Regions from separate parts of the Homo sapiens genome. Here region 2 is linked to region 1. A link is an interaction called in ENCODE POLR2A ChIA-PET data of the cell type or tissue named here. Cell type or tissue: HepG2. All regions are shown on one strand. Each heading gives the region's core, and the rest is flanking DNA. Links, peaks and the distances in the headings are about the cores only.

Region 1 (8,301 bases), core at 1-8,000:
ACCCCGACACAGTAGCATTTGTGCCAATTTCTGGTTGGAATGGTGACAACATGCTGGAGCCAAGTGCTAACGTAAGTGGCTTTCAAGACCATTGTTAAAAAGCTCTGGGAATGGCGATTTCATGCTTACACAAATTGGCATGCTTGTGTTTCAGATGCCTTGGTTCAAGGGATGGAAAGTCACCCGTAAGGATGGCAATGCCAGTGGAACCACGCTGCTTGAGGCTCTGGACTGCATCCTACCACCAACTCGTCCAACTGACAAGCCCTTGCGCCTGCCTCTCCAGGATGTCTACAAAATTGGTGGTAAGTTGGCTGTAAACAAAGTTGAATTTGAGTTGATAGAGTACTGTCTGCCTTCATAGGTATTTAGTATGCTGTAAATATTTTTAGGTATTGGTACTGTTCCTGTTGGCCGAGTGGAGACTGGTGTTCTCAAACCCGGTATGGTGGTCACCTTTGCTCCAGTCAACGTTACAACGGAAGTAAAATCTGTCGAAATGCACCATGAAGCTTTGAGTGAAGCTCTTCCTGGGGACAATGTGGGCTTCAATGTCAAGAATGTGTCTGTCAAGGATGTTCGTCGTGGCAACGTTGCTGGTGACAGCAAAAATGACCCACCAATGGAAGCAGCTGGCTTCACTGCTCAGGTAACAATTTAAAGTAACATTAACTTATTGCAGAGGCTAAAGTCATTTGAGACTTTGGATTTGCACTGAATGCAAATCTTTTTTCCAAGGTGATTATCCTGAACCATCCAGGCCAAATAAGCGCCGGCTATGCCCCTGTATTGGATTGCCACACGGCTCACATTGCATGCAAGTTTGCTGAGCTGAAGGAAAAGATTGATCGCCGTTCTGGTAAAAAGCTGGAAGATGGCCCTAAATTCTTGAAGTCTGGTGATGCTGCCATTGTTGATATGGTTCCTGGCAAGCCCATGTGTGTTGAGAGCTTCTCAGACTATCCACCTTTGGGTAAGGATGACTACTTAAATGTAAAAAAGTTGTGTTAAAGATGAAAAATACAACTGAACAGTACTTTGGGTAATAATTAACTTTTTTTTTAATAGGTCGCTTTGCTGTTCGTGATATGAGACAGACAGTTGCGGTGGGTGTCATCAAAGCAGTGGACAAGAAGGCTGCTGGAGCTGGCAAGGTCACCAAGTCTGCCCAGAAAGCTCAGAAGGCTAAATGAATATTATCCCTAATACCTGCCACCCCACTCTTAATCAGTGGTGGAAGAACGGTCTCAGAACTGTTTGTTTCAATTGGCCATTTAAGTTTAGTAGTAAAAGACTGGTTAATGATAACAATGCATCGTAAAACCTTCAGAAGGAAAGGAGAATGTTTTGTGGACCACTTTGGTTTTCTTTTTTGCGTGTGGCAGTTTTAAGTTATTAGTTTTTAAAATCAGTACTTTTTAATGGAAACAACTTGACCAAAAATTTGTCACAGAATTTTGAGACCCATTAAAAAAGTTAAATGAGAAACCTGTGTGTTCCTTTGGTCAACACCGAGACATTTAGGTGAAAGACATCTAATTCTGGTTTTACGAATCTGGAAACTTCTTGAAAATGTAATTCTTGAGTTAACACTTCTGGGTGGAGAATAGGGTTGTTTTCCCCCCACATAATTGGAAGGGGAAGGAATATCATTTAAAGCTATGGGAGGGTTGCTTTGATTACAACACTGGAGAGAAATGCAGCATGTTGCTGATTGCCTGTCACTAAAACAGGCCAAAAACTGAGTCCTTGTGTTGCATAGAAAGCTTCATGTTGCTAAACCAATGTTAAGTGAATCTTTGGAAACAAAATGTTTCCAAATTACTGGGATGTGCATGTTGAAACGTGGGTTAAAATGACTGGGCAGTGAAAGTTGACTATTTGCCATGACATAAGAAATAAGTGTAGTGGCTAGTGTACACCCTATGAGTGGAAGGGTCCATTTTGAAGTCAGTGGAGTAAGCTTTATGCCAGTTTGATGGTTTCACAAGTTCTATTGAGTGCTATTCAGAATAGGAACAAGGTTCTAATAGAAAAAGATGGCAATTTGAAGTAGCTATAAAATTAGACTAATCTACATTGCTTTTCTCCTGCAGAGTCTAATACCTTTTATGCTTTGATAATTAGCAGTTTGTCTACTTGGTCACTAGGAATGAAACTACATGGTAATAGGCTTAACAGGTGTAATAGCCCACTTACTCCTGAATCTTTAAGCATTTGTGCATTTGAAAAATGCTTTTCGCGATCTTCCTGCTGGGATTACAGGCATGAGCCACTGTGCCTGACCTCCCATATGTAAAAGTGTCTAAAGGTTTTTTTTTGGTTATAAAAGGAAAATTTTTGCTTAAGTTTGAAGGATAGGTAAAATTAAAGGACATGCTTTCTGTTTGTGTGATGGTTTTTAAAAATTTTTTTTAAGATGGAGTTCTTGTTGCCCAGGCTAGAATGCAATGGCAAAATCTCACTGCAATCTCCTCCTCCTGGGTTCAAGCAATTCTCCTACTTCAGCCTCCCAAGTAGCTGGGATTACAGGCATGTGCTAATTTGGTGTTTTTAATAGAGATGAGGTTTTTCCATGTTGGTCAGGCTGGTCTCAAACTCCTGACCTTAGGTGATCGCCTCGGCCTCCTAAAGTGCTGGAATTACAGGCATGAGCCACCATGCCTGGCCAGGACATGTGTTCTTAAGGACATGCTAAGCAGGAGTTAAAGCAGCCCAAGAGATAAGGCCTCTTAAAGTGACTGGCAATGTGTATTGCTCAAGATTCAAAGGTACTTGAATTGGCCATAGACAAGTCTGTAATGAAGTGTTATCGTTTTCCCTCATCTGAGTCTGAATTAGATAAAATGCCTTCCCATCAGCCAGTGCTCTGAGGTATCAAGTCTAAATTGAACTAGAGATTTTTGTCCTTAGTTTCTTTGCTATCTAATGTTTACACAAGTAAATAGTCTAAGATTTGCTGGATGACAGAAAAAACAGGTAAGGCCTTTAATAGATGGCCAATAGATGCCCTGATAATGAAAGTTGACACCTGTAAGATTTACCAGTAGAGAATTCTTGACATGCAAGGAAGCAAGATTTAACTGAAAAATTGTTCCCACTGGAAGCAGGAATGAGTCAGTTTACTTGCATATACTGAGATTGAGATTAACTTCCTGTGAAACCCAGTGTCTTAGACAACTGTGGCTTGAGCACCACCTGCTGGTATTCATTACAAACTTGCTCACTACAATAAATGAATTTTAAGCTTTAAGATGAAGTGGCATTTCTTTTAACAGTTACTATGTTGGAATTGGTTACAAATTTTGGAGTGGATTTCAAAAGTGAGAGCTAACTTCAGTTGATTTCAAGGTAGTGCTTGGCTTTTTTTGTTTAGACAGGGTTTTACTCCTGCCCTGGTTGGAGTGGAAGTTAACGGCTAACTGCAGTCCTGACTTCTGGGCTTAAGTGATCTTCCCTGAATAGCAGGGACCACAGGTTTTTGCCACCACGCCTGGCTAATTTTTGTATTTTGCCATGTTGCCAAGGCTGGTCAACTCCTGGGCTCAAGTGATCTGCCTGTACTGTATCTTTCCCAGTTAATCTGATATTTATCTTTTAAATCTCAGATGTGCCAGGGCCTCGGCAGTGACTCAAGGAAGAACCCATGTGCTCTTAGTGGGACACGATTTGTTCAGACCTACTAACCTCAACCCAGTTTCAGTTCTTTATAGTGGAGAATGTTGACAGTTTACACTGACAGGCCACATTTTAGCATTGTGTTATCTTCATGGTTTTTTTTCTTTTGAGATGAAGTTCCAAACTTAGTAACTTACCATTTACTTTTTAGTGTAATTCTAAAAGATTTCATTCAGCTAGAACTACCCTGATATTTAACTGTCCTTTTTCTCTTACCTAATTATTGGCAATTAAACATTTTTGTCATTTACTTTGGGACTGTTTTTAGCAGGCCCATGGATCTCAAGGTTTAGTTTTGTGGGTTCTATGGGAGACAATGACAATGAAGATAAACGTTAATGTTGCAATAATTCTAAGCAAGGGATATTAGAAAATGAAGCAGGCCAGGTCATGGCTCACGCCTGTAATTCCACCATTTTGGGAGGCTGAGGTGGGGAGATCACAAGGTCAGGAGTTCAGACCAGCCTTGCTAATATGCTGAAACCCCATCTCTACTGAAAATACAAAATTAGCTGGGTGTGGTGGCAGGTGCCTATAGTTACGAGGCTGAGCCAAGATCACACCACTGCACTCCAGCCTGGGCGACAGAGAAAGACTTCATCTCAAAAAAAAAAAAAAAAAAAAAGCAAAAGGCTGGGCGCAGTGCCTCGAATCCTAGCACTTTGGGAGGCTGAGGCGAGAAGATCTGCTAAATACAAAAGAAAAGCAAGGTGTGGTAGCACATGCCTATAGTCCCAACTGAGGCTGAGGCAGGAGAATCCCTTTAGCTTGGAAGGTGGGGGTTGCGGTGAGCCAAGATCTTGCCAGGGCACTCCAGCCTGGGTGACAGGGCAAGACTGTCTCAAAAAATAAAGATGCCGGGTGCAGTGGCTCACGCCTGTAATCCCAGCACTTTGGGAGGCCGAGGTGGGCGGATCACAAGGTCAGGAGATCGAGACCATCCTGGCTAAAACGGTGAAGCCCCCGTTTCTACTAAAAATAAAAATTAGCCGGGCATGGTGGTGGGCGCCTGTAGTCCCAGCTACTCGGGAGGCTGAGGCAGGAGAACAGCATCAACCCGGGAGGCGGAGTTTGCACTGAGCCGAGATTGCGCCACTGCACTCCAGCCTGGACGACAAAGTGCGACTTCGTCTCAAAAAAGTATATATATAATAATAAAAATTAGCTGGGCATGGTCGTACACACCTGTAGTCCCAAGCTACTCTGGGGGGTTCAGGCAGGAGGATCGCTTCATCCTGGGAGGCTGAGGCTGCAGTGAGCTATGATGGTGCTATGTACTCCAGCCTCGGCAACAGTGAGACCCCGTCTCCTAGGTTCAAGCAATTCTGCCTCAGCCTCCTGAGTAGCTAGGACCACAGGTGCCCACCACCACACCTGCCTAATTTTTGTATTTTCAGTAGAGACCGGGTTTTACCATGTTGGTCAGGCTGGTCTCCAACTCCTGACCTCAGGTGGTCTGCCCGTCTTGGCCTCCCAAAGTGCTGGGGTTACAGGCGTGAGCCTGTATATATCAGTAATCTCTTACTTTTTAATGGGTGTATGACAGTTTGTGTATTCATTCCCAGCTGAGGGGCATTTAGTTGTTTCCAGTTTGGGGCAATTATTAATAAAGCTGCTATAAATGTCCACATATAGTTTTGTATGTAATAATGTTTTTATTTTACTTGTGTAAATAGCTAGGAAAGTGATTACTGGGCTGAGTGGCAAAGCGTATGCTTTTTAAGAAACTGCCGAGTTGTTTCCAAAGTGGTTGAACCATTTAGTAATTAAGAGATCAACTTTTTTGAGGAAGACAAATAGACTACCTGAGTGTTAAACTGATATTTTGCAGGTCAGTGAAGTAATTTGTTTATAAAATATTGTGCTTACTATGTTCTAGGCACCGTTCTAGGCATTGGGGATAGAGCTATGAACAAAATGGACATGGTTATTGACCTTTGAGTTTATAGTTAGTGGGGGAGATAGAGATTCAATAAATAAAATTAGCTACTTTTGAGTTGTGATGGTACTATGAAGGAAAAGAGAAATATACCATGAGGGAGAAGAGTAAATGAAAGGGACATAATTTAGACTGGCCAGAGAAGGTATTTGCCAGGAATAGCTGAGACCTGAAGGATAAGTAGGAGTTAGGGGAGAATATGACAACATTGTGTGTGTAATATATATATGCATACACACACACAATGTTTTCATATTCTCCCCAACTCCTACATATAATATATATAATTATATACATGCATACACACACACACATACATATATATTTATTTTCTTGAGACAGAGTCTCGCTCTGTCACCAGGCTGGAGTGCAGTGGCTTGATCTCGCCACACTGCAACCTCTGCCTCCCAGGTTCAAGCTATTCTCCTGCCTCAGCCTCCCAAGTAGCTGGGACTACAGGCACATGCCACCATGCCCAGCTAATTTTTGTGTTTTTAGTAGAGATGGGGTTTCACCATGTTGACCAGGATGGTCTTGATCTCTTGACCTCATGACCCACCTGACTTCGCCTCCCAAAGTGCTGGGATTACAGGCATGAGCCACCACACCCAGCCCTATATATTTTTATTTTATTTATTGTTTTGACACTTTTTTTTTTTTTGAGACAAGAGTCTCACTCTGTTGCCCAGGCTGGCATGCAATGATGCTATATCAGCTCACTGCAACCTCCACCTCCCCAGTTCAAGTGTTTCTTGTGCCTCGGGTTCCCAAGTAGCTGGGACTACAGGCATGCACCACCACACCCAGCTAATTTTTGTATTTTTAGTAGAGAAGGGGTTTTACCATGTTGGCCATGCTGGTCTCGAACTCCTGACCTCAAGTGATCCACCTGCTTCGGCCTCCCAAAGTGCTTCTATTACAGGCATGAGCCACTGCACCCGGCTTGTATTACTTTTTAGACATGTCAGTATTTAAGGCTTAATTTGGCCTCAGGACAATCACATAGAATCAGAAAATCTGAGAAGAAAACTTAAAAACCTTTGAATCTAACCTACTCAAATAAACTTTGAATATATTTATTGAAATATTTAATTTGTTTATTTTTTATTTTTTTATTTTAGAGACAAGGTCTCACTAAAGTGCAGGCTAGAGTGCAGTGACACAATCATGGCTATGGCTCACTGCAACCTCAAACTCCTGGGCTCAAGCGATTCTGTTGCCTTAGGTTCGCCAGGAGCTGGCACTACAGGTGCCACCACACCTGGCTTTTTTGTTTTGTTTTTTTTGGGTAGAGAAGGGGATTTGGTATGTTGCTTAGGCTGATCTTGAACTCCTAGCCTCACGCAATCCTGCTTCGGCTTTCCAAAATGTTGGGATTATAGGCATGAGCCATGCGCCTGACCTTGATTACCTCGATGATGTGTATGTCATACATTGGAGGGCAAAGACATCTCTGAATTCCTCACAACAGCCATGGCAGGGGGCAGGTACCCATGTTACAGATGACAGACTGATGCATAGAGAAGTTAAGTCGTGGGGAGTTTACTTTCTCCTAAATTGTCCTGTTACTAGATGAATTTGTTTTTGTTTCATTTTGTTTTGTTTTTGAGACAGAGTCTCATGTTGTCACCCAGACTGGAGTGCAGTGGCTCCATCTCGGCTCACTATAGCCTCCGCCTCCTGAGTTCAAGTGATTCTCCTGCCTCAGCCTCCCAAGTAGCTGGGTGCATGCCACCACGCCTGGCTAATTTTTGTATTTTTAGTATAGATGGGGTTTCACCATGTTGGCCAGACTGGTCTCGAACTCCTGACCTCAAGTGATCCACCCCGCGCTTAGCCTCCCAAAGTGCTGGGATTATAGGCGTGAGCCACCACACCAGGCCATGAATTTGTTTTCAATATTTATTTATTTTGTATTTTCTATTTTTGAGATGGAGTCTCGCTCTGCTGTCCAGGCTAGAGTGCAGTGGTGTGATCTTGGCTCACTGTAGCCTCCACCTCCTGAGTTCAAGTGATTCTCCTGCCTTAGCCTCCCGAGTAGCTGGGATTACAGGCGCCCACCATCACACCCGGCTAATTTTTGTATTTTTAGTAGAGATGGGGTTTCACCATGTTGGCCACGCTGGTCTCAAACTGACCTCAATTGATCCACCCACCTTGACCTCCCAAAGTGCTGGGATTACAGACCTGAGCCACAGCGCCCAGCCCTTCAATATTTATTTAAATTTGCCTGCTGGCTAACTTCTCATTGCACCTGGGCTCTAGTGTAATTAAATTACTTCATTCTCTTTTTAAAACTTTTTACTTTTTTCTTTTTTGTGTTTTTCATTCTCTTATCTACGAGAGCCACAATACTTGAAGACACCAATTGATACCCCTTAGTCACATCTGAGCTAAACACTTTCAGTTCCTACAGCTGTTTCTTAATCTTAGGTCACATGGTTTCTTCCCATGCTGTTCTTCCCAGACAGCATTTTTTTTTTTTTTTGAGAGTCTCACTCTGTTGCCCAGGCTGGAGTACAGTAGCACAATCTCAGTTTACTGCAACCTCTGCCTTCCAGGTTCAGGTGATTCTCCTGCTTCAGCCTCCTGAGTAGCTGGGACTACAGGAGCGTGCCACCACGCCCGGCTAATTTTTGTATTTTTAGTAGAGACAGGGTTTCACCATGTTGGCCAGGCTGGTC
Region 2 (8,333 bases), core at 174-8,173, 53 kb before region 1:
TTGTGTCTAGCTCAGGGATTGTAAATGCACCAATCAGCGCCCTGTAAAAACAGACCACTCAGCTCTACCAATCAGCAGGATGTGGGTGGGGCCAGATAAGAGAATAAAAGCAGGCTGCCCAAACTCTGCAGTGGCAACCCGCTTGGGTCCTCTTCCACGCGGGGGAAGCTTTGTTCTTTCGCTCTTTGCAATAAATCTTGCTGCTGCTTACTCTTTGGGTCCACACTGCTTTTTTTGACCTGTAACACTCACCGCGAAGGTCTGCAGCTTCACTCCTGAAGCCAGCAAGATCACGAGCCCACCAGGAGGAACGAACAACTCCAGATGCGCCACCTTAAGAGCTGTAACACTCACCGTGAAGGTCTGCAGCTTCACTTCTGAGCCAGTGAGACCACGAACCTACCAGAAGGAAGAGACTTCGAACACATCTGAACATCAGAAGGAGCAAACTCCGGACACGCTGCCTTTAAGAACTGTAATACTCACCGCAAGTGTCTGCGGCTTCATTCTTGAAGTCAGTGAGACCAAGAACCCACCAATTCCGGACACAATCTCAGAGCACAAGAATGGCTGGAAGTCCCTTCTCAGGGCAGCTGTTATTACACTGCGCTCTCAAGCTAGCCAGAGCTTCCTCCATCTGCCAGGGCAGGCATTTGTCACAGCCCTTCAACACCTCTCCTGGAACTGATAGACCCTGGGGCTGACCCAAATCTGGACAAGCTAGAGCCCTTTGCCAAGAGGCAGCCCAGGAAGCCACACTTTCCACTGTGATAGCAGCCTTTTCTGTCAGGGTGCTGAAGATCAGCATGTTCTAGGCCAACTGCTGGTGCCAGGAATTTAGAGGGAAGGTTGGAAAGACTGACAGGAGCACTGACAACTGCACGGCCATAAACCTAAGAGGAGCAGTACAAAGAAAGTGAACTGAAGAGATGCCACCATGGGAGTGAGAGAAAATTGCTCCCAAGCTCCGTTCATCCTGCATTGCTTAAAAGCAGCAGCAGCACGGTGTGAACTAACCTGCTCTGAGGCAAACAGACCTTATGGTTCACTTACAATGCACAGGTCTTACAGCCCCAAAACTATGAGGAAAGGCTGAGCCACAATTAATCAAGCCTCCTTCCCTTCTGTCTTGGAGAATATGCATCGTGCACCAGTTGCTGAAAAATGGCAACATGGTATAGTGAGAAGAACGTGGCTTCCAGACCAGAGATCTGCCACTCAGCACTGGTGCAATGGTGGACAAGTCACATGGCCTTCATGAGGCTTAGTTTTCTAGTCTCTAAAATGAACATTATTACAAATCTCACAACTTCGGAAGGTCTAATTTCTAAAATACATGTGAAACCCTTTGTTTTTATTATTTTTCTAAATAGAGACAGGGTCTTGCTATGTTACCCAGGCTGGTCTTGAACTCCTGGCCTCAAGCAGTCCTCCCCTCTCAGCCTGCTAAAGTGCTGGGGATTATAGGACGTGAAACCCTTAGTAAGCTAAGTGCTATAAATGTTCACTGTTATGACTTCTTTTATAAGGAAAAAGAAATGTCTCTGATGGTTTTTTAATACCCAGAAATTACTACCTACTCATTAATGCTTCCTCTGAAAAATAAATGAAAATCATAAATTTTTAAATACAATTATTTGTTCTTACAGCATTTGTTTCTATCCACTTACTTGCTCTGTGCCTCGGGTCCCTGGTTCACAAAAACAGACCTCAAGTACCTGTCCTGCACAATGCTGACAACTGGAATGATGGCCAAATGCACAGAACCCAAAGGTTTACTAAGCTTAAAGGCTTATACGTCTTCTTCCTGATCATTTCACAAAGAAAGAAAAAGGAAAAGGAAAAAAAGAATGTAAAAAATAAGGCTTATACATCAGGGGTGACACTCCAAAACAGTTACAGCATCTAATTACAAAACAGTTTGCCAAGGTGTAGGATCCAGCTCCCTAGGCCCTCTGAATGGTACCACATCTTGTTTCCTTCTGACCCTAGTATGTCACATCTGAATACCACGTCTTGTTTCCTTCTAACCCTAATACCCATGGCTCACAGACACCTTCTGTCCCAGCCAAGGAAATACATACCACATTGAACTAAGCTTCTTGGTCCCCTGTATCTAAAGATGAAGGAGAACATGCTATGTCAGCCTGGCTCGCAGAATAATTGGCCCTGCACACTAAACTAGAAAACACACACACACATACACGTGCAGATGCACGCATACATAAGCAAATATGGGCACGGTGGCTCACGCCTGTAATCCCAGCACTTTGGGAGGCCAAGGCAGGTGGATCACTTGAGGTCAGGAGTTCCAGACCAGCCTGGCCAACATGATGAAATCCCACCTCTACTAAAAATACAAAAATTAGCCGGGTGTGGTGGTGAACGCCTATGATCCCAGCTACTCAGGAGGCTGAGGCATGAGAATTGCTTTGGGGAACCTGGGAGACAAAGGTTGCAATGAGCCGAGATCGTGCCACTGCACTCCAGCCTGGGCAACAGAGCGAAACCCCATCTCAAAAATAAATAAATAAATATATAAAAATTAAAAATAAAATCATTTGCTTATGTGCCAGGGAATTTACAGCCAAGTAGTTAAGTAAAATGCATACAAACCCAAAGAGGAAGCACTTAACCAAGTATCTGTTTAAGTTAAACAGGGAGATGCAGATTACGTGTGCCAAACACAGCTGGGCTTCCATGCTACGGTTCTTGGCCCTTCTGAGTCCCTGGAGCTATGTGCCTCTGGAGTTTGGAGCAAGATCAGTGCAGCGGTAGTAATTTTTACAATGATGAACGACTGCCTCAGTTGAAAGCCTGCTTCCTCATCATCCCTTGCCCAAATCCTGCTGTTCGGTTCCCAGACTGCTCTGTTCCCACAAGTTTTTCCAGAGAACACTGTAGGCCAATACACATATTCAGGTGAGCTGAGAGGAAAACCACAACAGCTGGGAGCCAGAATAAAGGGCAGGCAATGTAATAAGGAGACACTAGCAAGATTGCTGGAACCCACAGGATTTGACCACATGCTTTCCAAAGGCAGTCCTACTAAGAGAATAGTCTAATATTCCATTTTATAAGTATGAATTCTTTGAAATTATCCTACAGGCTCTCTAGTGGTATTCTTGACTTATAAAGACATTATTATATCTGGCAGGGCATGGTGGCTCATGCCTATAATCCCAGTACTTTGGGAGGCCAAGGTGGGCGGATCACTTAAGCCAGGAGTTCGAGACCGGCCTGGCCAACATGGTGAAACCCTGTCTCTACTAAAAATACAAAAATTAGCCGGGCATGGTGGCACACACATGAAATCCCAGCTACTTGGGAGGCTGAGGCAGGAGAATCGCTTGAACCCGGGAGGCAGAGGTTGCAGTGAGCCAAGATTGTGCCACTGCACTCCAGCCAGCCTGGGCGACAGAGCGAGACTCCATCTCAAATAAAAAAATAAAAAAAAAGACATTATTATATTCAAAGACATACTTGTTCAACTGTTACATTCAACATGCACATAAACTAACTGGAAGATATGTAACAAGGGCAAAATGACTGGGAAATAACTATTTCTGAATTGATGCTTGCAGGCTGGCAGGATTTGGGGAAGGAAGAAGCTTGGAAATTTGTAGAACTGGCCCTGGGGCACACTTCTTGACCACCCAGCAAGCCACTTGGTTTCTGAGTCTGATTTCTGAGGCAGAGAGTTTCTTTTTTTTTTAGACAGAGTCTCGCTGTGTCACCCAGGCTGGAGTGCAGTGGCGCAATCTCGGCTCACTACAAGCTCCGCCTCCCAGGTTCATGCCATTCTCCTGCCTCAGCCTCCCGAGTAGTTGGGACCACAGGCGCCTGCTAGCACACCCGGCTAATTTTTTGGTATTTTTTTTTTTTAGTAGAGACGGGGTTTTACCGTGTTAGCCAGGATGGTCTCGATCTCCTGACCTCATGATCTGCCCGCCTCGGTCTCCCAAAGTGCTGGGATTACAGGCATGAGCCACCGCACCTGGCCAAGGCAAAGAGTTTCTTAACCAGGCATCATATTAAAGCAATGGTTCTTAAAGTGTACTATAAGGACCAGTAGTTTCAAAGAATATGCATTACTTTTAAACTTGTTAAAATGCAAATTATTGCTGGGCACGGTGGCTCATGCCTGTAATCCCAGCACTTTGGGAGGCCAAGGCGGGAGGATCACTTGAGGTCAGGAGTTTGAAACCAGCCTGGCCAACATGGCCAAACCCCATCTCTACTAAAAATACAAAAATTAGCCAGGTGTGGTGGTGGGCACCTGTAATCCCAGTGACTCGGGAGGCTGAGGCAGGAGAATCGTTTGAACCCAGGAGGGAGAGGTTGCAGTCCACTGCACTCCAGCCTGGGCAACAAAGCGAGACTTCGTCTCAAAAAAAAAAAAAGGAAATTACTGAGTCCTACCCAAACCTACAAAATTAGAAACTCTGGGCCTACCAATCTGTGTTTTCAGTTCACCTGGCCTCCAGGTAATGTGGTGGGTGTATTGTGAGGTATGACAAACATTATTTTAAAGTGCTGAAGCCTTCTGCCGTAGCTCCAGAGTAAAGACATCAAGCAGATCATCATCATCCTGGCTTGCATGGAATCTGGAACCAGGCAGCCCCAGTTGGCTTGCTGTAATCATAGTCACTCCAAGAACCCATTTCCTACCTCAGTTCACAATCTTTGGCAGTCTAAATCCTAAATCCTTGGCTGCTAGTCCCATACCCTTCCCTACCTCTGCTCGGCTTCACCTTAATGCTTCACTTGGTCTTCTTCCCAATTTGCCCTCACACCACCTACCCCACAGTATTTTCCAGATAATATGTGTAACAGACCAGGCGGATGCAAACTGAAGCACAGCACATGTACTTTGTACCCCGCTCCCTTACGCAACCTCAATTTGTCACCAAGCTGGCTGAGCATGAGGAAAACCTGACTCCGCCCTGTGAGCCGAGAACACACCAAGAATACACCAGAAACTCACCAGGAAGCCCCACCTCCCGGGAATAACTGTGGGGCCACCAGCTAGGATGTGTTATCCTGGCTCCCTCAAAACAATGGGAAATCAAAAAAAATTTTTTTTTGATGTTTAGTGGCATATAATAGGAGGTTATGAATGTAAATTCCAGGGTGGTTTCAAACTGGAGAGCCAGTAAATTCTTCCGTGAATTTGAGTAATGATTAAAAAGCAAACTAGAAGCTGGGCACGGGGGCTCACATCTGTAATCCCAGCACTTTGGGAAGCCAAGGTGGGTGGATCCCTTGAGCTCAGGAGTTCAAGACCAGCCTGGGCAACATGGAAAAACCCCATGTCTATAAAAAATTAGCCAGGCATGGTGGTGTGCACCTGTGGTCCCAGCTACTTGGGACAGGTGGGAGAATCACTTGAGCCCAGGAGGTGGAGGTTGCAGTGAGCTGAGATTGCACCACTGTACTCCAGCCTGGGCAACAGAGTGAGACTCTGAAAAGAAAGAAATTAGAAAACCATCAAATGGCACCTTTGACGGAAGATGCAGGCTACATCATCTTACTCACATCTACTCTAGCATTTTCGAAACTGCATTAGCAAAATATTTGAGCTACTATCTCTTAAAACTTCCCTCCAAGCAGTCCTTCAGGCCAATTTTGGGGAGGTGGGAAGTTGAATAGTGGCTCATTTGATTATCGTTGGTTCAAAATGCCATGGCAAAACACACTTTAATAATAAGGAATACAGATTTGTATTTTAACTTGCATATGGCTTCCTATTCTCTACACTAAATATGCAGGAATCCCAGAGGCCTGGGGCAGGAATGTGTAGCTGCCTGTGCACACTCAAATGGCAGACATTCTTTAAATGTTTGTGGACCCTGTCCCTTCCGCCTCTGTCTCCTAGTCTTAAGCTACCCAGTGTCCTAGTTTCTAGGCTTGTCCTGCTCTAACTTTTCAGCCAAAATAGCACAGTATTTTAACAATGCTTTTTTTTTTTTTTTTTTTTTTAAGATGGAATCTCGCTCTGTCACCCAGGCTGGAGTGCAGTGGCACAATTTCGGCTCACCACACCCTCTGCCTCCTGGGTTCAAGCAATTCTTCTGCCTCAGCCTCCCAAGTAGCTGGGATTACAGGTGCCCACCACCATACTGGCAGTAGAGACGGGGTTTCACTACATCGGCCAACCGGTGTCAAACTGCTGACCTCAGGTGATCCGCACGCCTCAGCCTCTCAAAGTGCTGAGATTACAGGCGTAAGCCACCGTGCCTGGCCAACAATGCTTCTTATACTTAATGTGCATACAGATTCATTTGGAATCTTGCTAAAATGCAGATTTGAATTCAACAGGTCTAAGGGGTGCCCAAGATGCTTCCTTTCTAACAAACTCCCAGAGGTTGCCCCTTGTTCCTGGTCCACAGGCCACACTGAATAGCAAAGCTCTACAGGAGTCAGCAGACTTTTTCTGAAAAGGGACAGATAGTACAAATTTAAGACTTTGTGGGACATAGGGTCTCTGTCCAACTGCACAATTCTGCTGTTGTAGCATGAAAACAGACAGAACATGTAAATGATAGGTGTATTACCAGAAAGGGTCCTGATCCAGACCCTTAGAGAGGGTTCTTGGATCTCGAGCAAGAAAGAATTTGAGCTGAATCCATAAAGTGAAAGTAAGTTTATTAAGAAAGTAAAGAAATAAAGAATGGCTCCTCACAGGCACAGCAGCAGCATGGGCTGCTGGTTGGCTATTTTATGGTGTTTTTTTATTTTGTTTTTGTTTTTAAGACAGAGTTCTGCTCTTTTCACCCAGCCTGGAGTACAATGGTACGATCTCAGCTCACTGCAACCTCCGCTTCCCCGGTTTAAGCGATTCTCCTGCCTCAGCTTACCCAGTAGCTGGGATTACAGGCACCCGCCACCACGCCTAACTTTTTTGTATTTTTAGTAGAGATGGGGTTTCGCCATGTTAGCCATGCTAGACTCGAACTCCTGACCTCAGGTGATCTGTTTGCCTCGACCCACCAAAGTGTTGGGATTACAGGCATGAACCACCACACCCAGCCCACTTTTATGGTTATTTCTTGATTATATGCTAAACAAGGGGTGTCTTATTCATGAGTTTTCCAGGAAAGGGGTGGGCAGTTTCCGGAACTGAGAGCTCCTCCCCTTTCTAGACCATATAGGGTAACTTCCTGACATTGCCATGGCATTAGTAAACTGTCACGGTTCTGGTAGGAGTATAGCAGTGAGAACAACCAGTGGTCACTCTCGTCGCCATCTTGGTTTTGATGCTTCTTTAGTGCAACCTGTTTTATCAGCAAGGTCTTTATGACCTGTATCTTGTGCTGACCCCGTATCTCATCCTGTGACTTAGACTGTCTGGGAATGCCGCCCAGATGGTCTCAGCCTTATTTTACCTAGCCACTATTCAAGATGGAGTTGCTCTGGTTCACACGCCTCTGACATAGGGACCCAAGTGTAGGTCTTAACTCAGCCATTTACTAACTCTATGGCTCAAGTAAGTCGCCTCTTGGATTCTCATTTAACTAAACCGTTACATGGGAGCAAAAATTCTTATCTTAGGGCTGTTTGCCTAGTGCCTGGCACACATCAGGTCTTCAATAGAAGGAAATTAATATTATTGGCATTTCCAGCTAACTTCCTTATACATTATTTTCGCTAATTTAGTCACCCCATTAAAACCCCTTGTGGCTCCCTGTTTCCCACTGGATCAAGTTTAAACACCTCTGTGTGATCTTCAAGGCCCTCTAGTATCTGACACACCCTTTCCCATTTTATTCTGAGCCTTCCCACTTTCAGGTTAGTCAAGTAGATTTTTCACTGTTCCTAGCCTACTGTGACATATCCCCTTCACTGGAATATTTTTGCTTATCTCCTTTGCTTTCTACAAACTAAGCAATTAGGGCTCAGTTCAGTTCTGTCTCTTCCATAAAAACCGACCTTAGAATTATTATTGTTTTCTATGGTCCATTTCATGCACACAGTTCCTCATACCATATATTATTAAGTTCTTGCTAACAATTACTTGAATAATATTTGCCTAATATGTCCATGTTATCACTTTTTTTTTTCTGTATTTAAATAGAGACCGAGTCTCACTGTGTTGCCCAGGCTGGTCTCAAATTTCTGGGCTCAAGTGACTCTCCCACCTGGGCCTCCCAAAGGCCCATTACAGATGTGAGGTACCACACCCAACCTATGTTGTCCCTTTTTTTTTTTTTTTTTTTTTGAGACAGAGTCTGGCTCTATCGCCCAGGCTGGAGTGCAGTGGCACGATCTTGGCTCACTGCAACCTGCGCCTCCTGGGTTCAAGCAGTGGTCTCAATCTCCTGATCTCATGA

The links. Peaks named below come from ENCODE experiments on the same cell type or tissue, not always from the same donor. Only the 100,000 strongest peaks of a DNase experiment are listed, where the experiment ranks them.
Region 2: POLR2A ChIA-PET joins it to region 1 with 12 read pairs; 31 of 35 experiments call an interaction of 5 or more read pairs at or near these places.

The regions. Positions count from the first base shown.
Region 1 is chr6:73,510,702-73,519,002 of GRCh38, reverse strand. It overlaps EEF1A1 (eukaryotic translation elongation factor 1 alpha 1), which reads left to right. Exons shown (of 8, transcript NM_001402.6): 4 at 1-71; 5 at 155-305; 6 at 393-649; 7 at 739-973; 8 at 1,069-3,253. The coding sequence ends at 1,193. Among named protein-coding and RNA genes, the nearest start is that of EEF1A1, 6.2 kb to the left of the region's middle. RefSeq lists a silencer at 3,383-3,677. In HepG2, for the core only: a CTCF peak has its summit at 3,196 (motif pointing left); DNase peaks (open chromatin) are centred at 3,162, 4,092, 4,412, 4,852 and 1 weaker place; H3K4me3 peaks cover 1,057 bases.
Region 2 is chr6:73,563,761-73,572,093 of GRCh38, reverse strand. It overlaps EEF1A1-AS1 (EEF1A1 antisense RNA 1), which reads right to left. Exons shown (of 5, transcript NR_187283.1): 4 at 1-1,807. Among named protein-coding and RNA genes, the nearest start is that of EEF1A1-AS1, 44 kb to the right of the region's middle. RefSeq lists a silencer at 6,090-6,272 and enhancers at 5,821-6,370, 8,021-8,333. In HepG2, for the core only: no CTCF peak of the experiment used is centred there; DNase peaks (open chromatin) are centred at 4,913 and 5,823; H3K4me3 peaks cover 1,240 bases.